2 separate regions of the Homo sapiens genome follow, and region 2 is linked to region 1. Evidence: read pairs that join two places in POLR2A ChIA-PET (ENCODE). Cell type or tissue: B cell. All regions are shown on one strand. Links, peaks and the distances in the headings refer to the core of each region. The heading gives the core; the rest is flanking DNA.

What was found. ChIA-PET counts read pairs that join two places held together with the same protein. Peaks named below come from ENCODE experiments on the same cell type or tissue, not always from the same donor. Only the 100,000 strongest peaks of a DNase experiment are listed, where the experiment ranks them.
Region 2: POLR2A ChIA-PET joins it to region 1 with 7 read pairs; 3 of 35 experiments call an interaction of 5 or more read pairs at or near these places.

Annotation. Positions count from the first base shown.
Region 1 is chr3:125,387,814-125,390,732 of GRCh38, reverse strand. It overlaps the pseudogene RNU6-232P. Among named protein-coding and RNA genes, the nearest start is that of ZNF148, 14 kb to the right of the region's middle. In B cell, for the core only: no CTCF peak of the experiment used is centred there; no DNase peak of the experiment used is centred there.
Region 2 is chr3:125,131,344-125,134,262 of GRCh38, reverse strand. All of the region lies in intron 6 of SLC12A8 (solute carrier family 12 member 8), which reads left to right. Among named protein-coding and RNA genes, the nearest start is that of MIR5092, 19 kb to the left of the region's middle. In B cell, for the core only: no CTCF peak of the experiment used is centred there; a DNase peak (open chromatin) is centred at 1,262.

The sequences.
Region 1 (2,919 bases), core at 250-2,749:
GAGACAGAGGTTGCAGTGAGCTGAGGTCACGCCATTACACTTCAGCCTGGGCAACAAGAGTGAAACTGTCTCAAAAAAAAAAAAAAAAGAAAAAAAGAAGAAGAAAAAAAAAAGAGATCTGGGCGTGCCATAATCTCAGCACTTTGGGAAGCCAAGGCAGGTGGATCACTTGAGGTCAGGAGTTTAAGACCAGCCTGACCAACATGGTGAAACCCCATCTCTACTAAAACTACAAAAATTAGCCCGGCTTGGTGGTGGGTACCTGTAATCCCAGCTACTCAGGAGGCTGAGACAGAAGAATTGCTTGAACCCGGGAGATGGAGGTTGCAGTGAGCCAAGATTGTGTTACTGTACTCCTGCCTGGCCAACAGAGCAAAACTTCAACTCAAAAAAAGAAAGTTAAGGGTTCTGTTTAAAAGGCAGCTGGGATTACAGGCATGTGCCACCATGCCTGGCTAATTTTTGTATTTTTAGTAGAGATGGGATTTCACCATGTTGGCCAGGCTAACTCCTGACCTCAAGTGATCCGCCTACCTTGGCCTCCCAAAGTGCTGGGATTACAGACGTGAGCCACTGCGCTTAGCCAAGTATGCAGTTTCTCTTGGCCTGTTTCCTCTTCTGTATAATGCTGATACAAGCCTTACCTTTGAGAGTTGTATTACCTGAGATTATACAGGTAAAGCTTTTAGCATGTTAAGCCTGGACAAATAGGGGCTTAATAAAGGGTAGTTTTTTAGGCCCACATCATCTCTCTCCTGGGCTCACTACTGGTCTTCTCCATCCCTGATCATCCCATCCAAGTGATTCGTTTCTATCTCTGACCCCAACTATCTAACTTTCAGCTCTCTTACTTCATTTTGCTCACTGTGCCTGGTTTTCAGTTGTATTGAGGTTTTGGCCCTTTTATTATCTCCCGTTAGCCCCATCTGCTCCCGCACTCTGAATGGGATTTCTCTCCTCTCTGGCTAGACCACAGGTCTGTCCCTTTTGCCAGTGCCATTGATTTCCTTGACCCATATTCTTTGCAGTGCTGACCTTAGGAAACCTTGAGCTTATTGCGGGTATTTGTTGGCCTTCCCATATTCTACCTGACCTGCTGGATGCTGCTGGAGAAAGTGACGTAACAAGCTGCTCCTTATGGGTCTAATCTCAGAGTCCTCGAGCTGCTCTTAATCTCTTTATTTTCCCTTTTGAATGCAGCCATTTCAAACCTTCTCCAAACTCTTCCGACTTCCTACCACAACACCTTCCCGCTTCCTCTCAGCAGGTGATCTCGTGGTTTACAGAGGAAATAAAAGTGTCTATTGACTTCCTGCCACTGCTTCCATGGATTGACCTCTATCTACTCTTGTCCTCTCTTCTGCCCCTTTGCCTAATACTTCTATTGTGCTTGGGGCCCCTTTTTCAGTCCTGTGACCGCCCATACAGCTTTTTTTTTTTTTTTTGAGACAAGGTCTCACCCAGTCACCTAGGCTGCAGTGCAGTGGCATGATCATAGCTTACTGCAGCCTTGACCTCTTGGGATCAAGCCATCCTCCCACCTCATCCTCTCAAGCAGCTGGAACTACAGGCTCACATCACCATGCCCCACTAATTTTTTATTGTTTTGTGGAAATGGGGTCCCACTATGTTGACAGGCTGGTCCCGAACTCCTGAGCTCAAGTGATCCTCCCTCCTCAGCCTTCCAAAGTGCTGGGATTACAAGTATGAGCCACCACATCCAGCCGGGCCTAGTAGGGGGTGTGCAAATCTTTTCTGTATCATTCCAATTTTAGTATATGTGCTGCTGAAGTGCGCACTCTACTGCCTTTTAAAAATATTATTATTATTATTATACTTTAAATTCTAGGGTACAAGTGCACAATGTGCAGGTTTGTTACATAGGTATACATGTGCCATGGTGGTTTGCTGCACCCATCAACTCGTAATTTACATTAGGTATTTCTCCTAATGCTATCTCTCCCTCAGCCCCCCATACCCGACAGGCCCCGGTGTGTGATGTTCCCCACCCTGTGTCCATGTGTTCCCATTGTTCAACTCCCACCTATGAGTGAGAACATTCGGTGTTCGGTTTTCTGTCCTTGTGACAGTTTGCTTAGAATGATGGTTTTCAGCTTCATCCATGTGCCTGCAAAGGACATTAACTCATCCTTTTTAATGGCTGCATAGTATTCCATGGTGTTTAGGTGCCACATTTTCTTAACTAGTCTATCATTGATGGACATTTGGGTTGGTTCCAAGTCTTTGCTATTGTGAATAGTGCAGCAATAAACATACGTGGGCATGTGTCTTTATTGTAGAATGATTTATAATCCTTTGGGCATATGCCCAGTAATGGGATTGCTGGGTCAAATGGTGTTTCTAGTTCTAGATCCTTGAGGAATTGCCACACTGTCTTCCACAATGTTTGAACTAATTTACACTCCCACGAACAGTGTAAAAGCATTTCTATTTGTCCACATCCTCTCCAGCATCTGTTGTTTCCTAACTTTTTAACGATTGCCATTCTAACTGGCGTGAGATGGTATCTCATTGTGGTTTTGATTTGCATTTCACTGATGACCAATGATGATGAGCATTTTTGCATATGTCTGTTGGCTGCATAAATGTCTTCTTTTGAGAAGAGTCTGTTCATATCCTTTGCCCACTTTTTGATGGGGTTGTTTATTTTTTTCTTGTAAATCTGTTTAAGTTCTTTGTAGATTCTGGATATTAGCTGTTTGTCAGACGGGTAGATTACAAAAATTTTCTCCCATTCTGTAGGTTGCCTGTTCACTCTGATGATAATTTCCTTTGCTGTGCAGAAGCTCTTTAGTTTAATTATATCCCATTTGTCTATTTTGGCTTTTGTTGCTATTGCTTTTGGTGTTTTAGTCATGAAGTCTTTGCCCATGCCTATGTCCTGAATGGTATTGACTA
Region 2 (2,919 bases), core at 118-2,617, 260 kb after region 1:
TGGCATGGTGGTGCATGCCTGTAGTTCCAGCTACTTAGGAGGCTGAGGCAGGAGAATCACTTGAACCTGGGAGGCAGAGGTTGCAGTGAGCTGAGATGGCGCCACTGCACTCCAGCCTGGGCGACAGAGCGAGACTGTGTCTCTAAACAAAGAAAAATAACTATCGATACACACAACAATATAGGTGAATCTCAAAATAATTATGCTGAGTAAAATAAGTCAGACCAAAAAAAAAGCAAATAAATATGATTGTATAAATTTCCATTTATATGCAGTTCTAGAAAATGCAATCTATAGTGACAGATGCCTGGGAATGGGAGTGAGAGGAGCACGAAGGAGGGATTACTAAAGTGCAGAAGGAAACTTTGGGGGGATGAAAAATATATTCCTGGCCTGGCGTGGTGGCTTGTGCCTATAATCCTAACACTTTGGGAGGCCAAGACAGGAGGATCCCTCAAGCTCAGGAGTTTGAGACCAGCCTGGGCAACATAGTGAGACCCTGTGGTCTCTACAAAACATGATTAAAAAGTTAGCTTTGGCCGGGCGCAGTGGCTCATGCCTACAATCTCAGAACTTTGGGAGGCTGAGGCAGCCGGATCACCTGAGGTCAGGAGTTTGAGACCAGCCTGGCCAACATGGTGAAACCCCATCTCTACTAAAAATACAAAAATTAGCTGGGCGTGGTGGCATGCACCTGTAGTCCCAGCAACTCGGGAGGCTGAGGCAGGAGAATCACTTGTAGTGATTCTCAGCTACTTAGGGGTGGGAGGTGGGTGACAGGAGGACTGCTTGATCCTGGGAGGTCAAGGCTACAGTGAGCTTTGGTCACGCCATGATACTCCAGCCTGAGTGACAGAGTGAGACCCTGTATCAAAAAAAAAATTGTGTGTGTGTGTGTGCGTGTGTGTGTGTGTGTGTATTCCTGATTATAGTGATGGTTTTATGGGTATATTCATATAGCAAAGCTTTTCAAGTTGTTACACTTTAAACATGTACATCTTATAGAATGTTAGTTATACCTCAATAAAGCTGTTAAAATGAAAAAGACAATAACTTTAATCATCTTTAATTGATTTTCCTCAATCCCACTTTTCCTTATAGCAATAGCCTTTCCCTCTCCTCTTCAAAGCCAAACAACATGGCTCCCCATGTCCATTCTTGTATCCCCTACTCAACTCTCCCAGTCTCTCCTTTGGGAATTGCAAGCCTGTCTCTGCAATGACATGGCTCTTTCACCAGTGACTTCCTTGTTACTAAATGCAGCGTGCATTTTTAGTCTCTCACTTTATTTAACTCTCAGCAACAACCCACTTCCCCTTGCATTTCTCTTGCCTTCCACGATGCAGGCTTCTCAGCTCCCTCCTACTCTCTGACTTGCCTTTATAGGTGCATCCCCTCCACCTGCCTGTCCAATGTTGGGGATCTTCAAGCTATTCCTAGGCCCTCACATCTCTTTCTCAACTATTTTCCTTGGAGTCTCATCCATGCTTATTGTTGAATAACCACCCTCAAAACTGGTGACTCCAAAATTTACACTTCCAGCCCAGACTTCTCTTCCAAGCTTCACATCATACATTCAGTTGTCCATGTGACATCTTCTCTTGGGTATCTTGGACCGAACAAGTTTGAACCAAACCCATCTCACCTACCCCTCAACTTGTCCTCCTCCTGTACTCCTGATGTCAGTAAATGGCACCTCCACCCAGCCAAATGCTTATGCCAGTGATCAGACCTCCCTCTTTCTTTCCAGTGCCCTCTAAGTCTTGTCAATTTTACCTCCTAAGAGTTGCTAGATTCTCTCTACTTCTCCTTATGTCTACCACCTGACCACTCTGGTCCCAGCTTCATCTATCACTTGTATCACTGTGTCAGCTTCCTGCCTGACTTTTCTTAAGGCTCGGCCATGGAAATGAGCCTGGAACTAGGGCTTGGAAGTGGCAGGTCGAATCCTGGTCTACAAATCCAGATTTGCCAGAAATAGTGCGTCGCTTTCATTTTTATAAAACAAAAAGAGTCAGTCTCCGACTCTAAGCCTTCATTCTGCCAGGATGGCTTAAAAGTAAGAGCAGTAATTCAGCATGCCTCCACCTGCTCCTGCCATGCTCTGCACCAGCTCCAGGGGCTTAGGGTTTTAAACAGTACCCAGACATGTTTGGGGGGCTCTGCAATTCCTTATCTGTAAACAGAACCAGGCCTTCCCATTGTCCTGTCCATAGGGCCTTTCAGGTTTGTGCTGCCTCTGAGCCACGTTCAAGGACTGGAAATCTGAGATTGGGAACCCTATGCTTAGGGTCTATGTACTCCCCAAACCTTTCCTTCTGGGGGTCTTACCGGCTCCCCACCAGTACTGCCAGGGAGTTGGCGGGGTGGGGGTTCCAGGTCCTCATTTCCCCAGAACCTGGGAACAGCCTCTCTCTCTCCCTGCCCCCGACTCCAGAACCAATCTTCTGTCAAATATGGGGACACTCCTGTCCAGGGCCAGCTTTCTGGGTGTGTGACCTATGCATTTACACTGTCCCCACCCTGAGAAGGGACTCATGCTTGTTTTAAGGCTTTGCTGTTACTAAAATTCTTGGGCCCGGCCTGGTGGCTCACGCCTGTAATCCCAGCACTTTGGGAGGATGACGTGGGCAGATCACTTGAGCCCGGGAGTTTGAGACCAGCCTGGCCAACATGGTGAAACCCCATCTCTACTAAAAATACAAAAATTAGCCAGGTGTGGTAGGGCATGCCTGTAATCCCAGCTACTCAGGGAGGCTGAGGCAGAAAAATCACTTGAACCTGGGAGGCAGAGATTGCAGTGCGCTGAAATCGTGCCACTGCACTCCAGCCTGGGTGACAGAGCAAGACTCTGTCTCAAAAAATAAAAAAAAAATCTTAATAATTTTTGATTCTGCATTTGTATTTTTATGTGGCCCC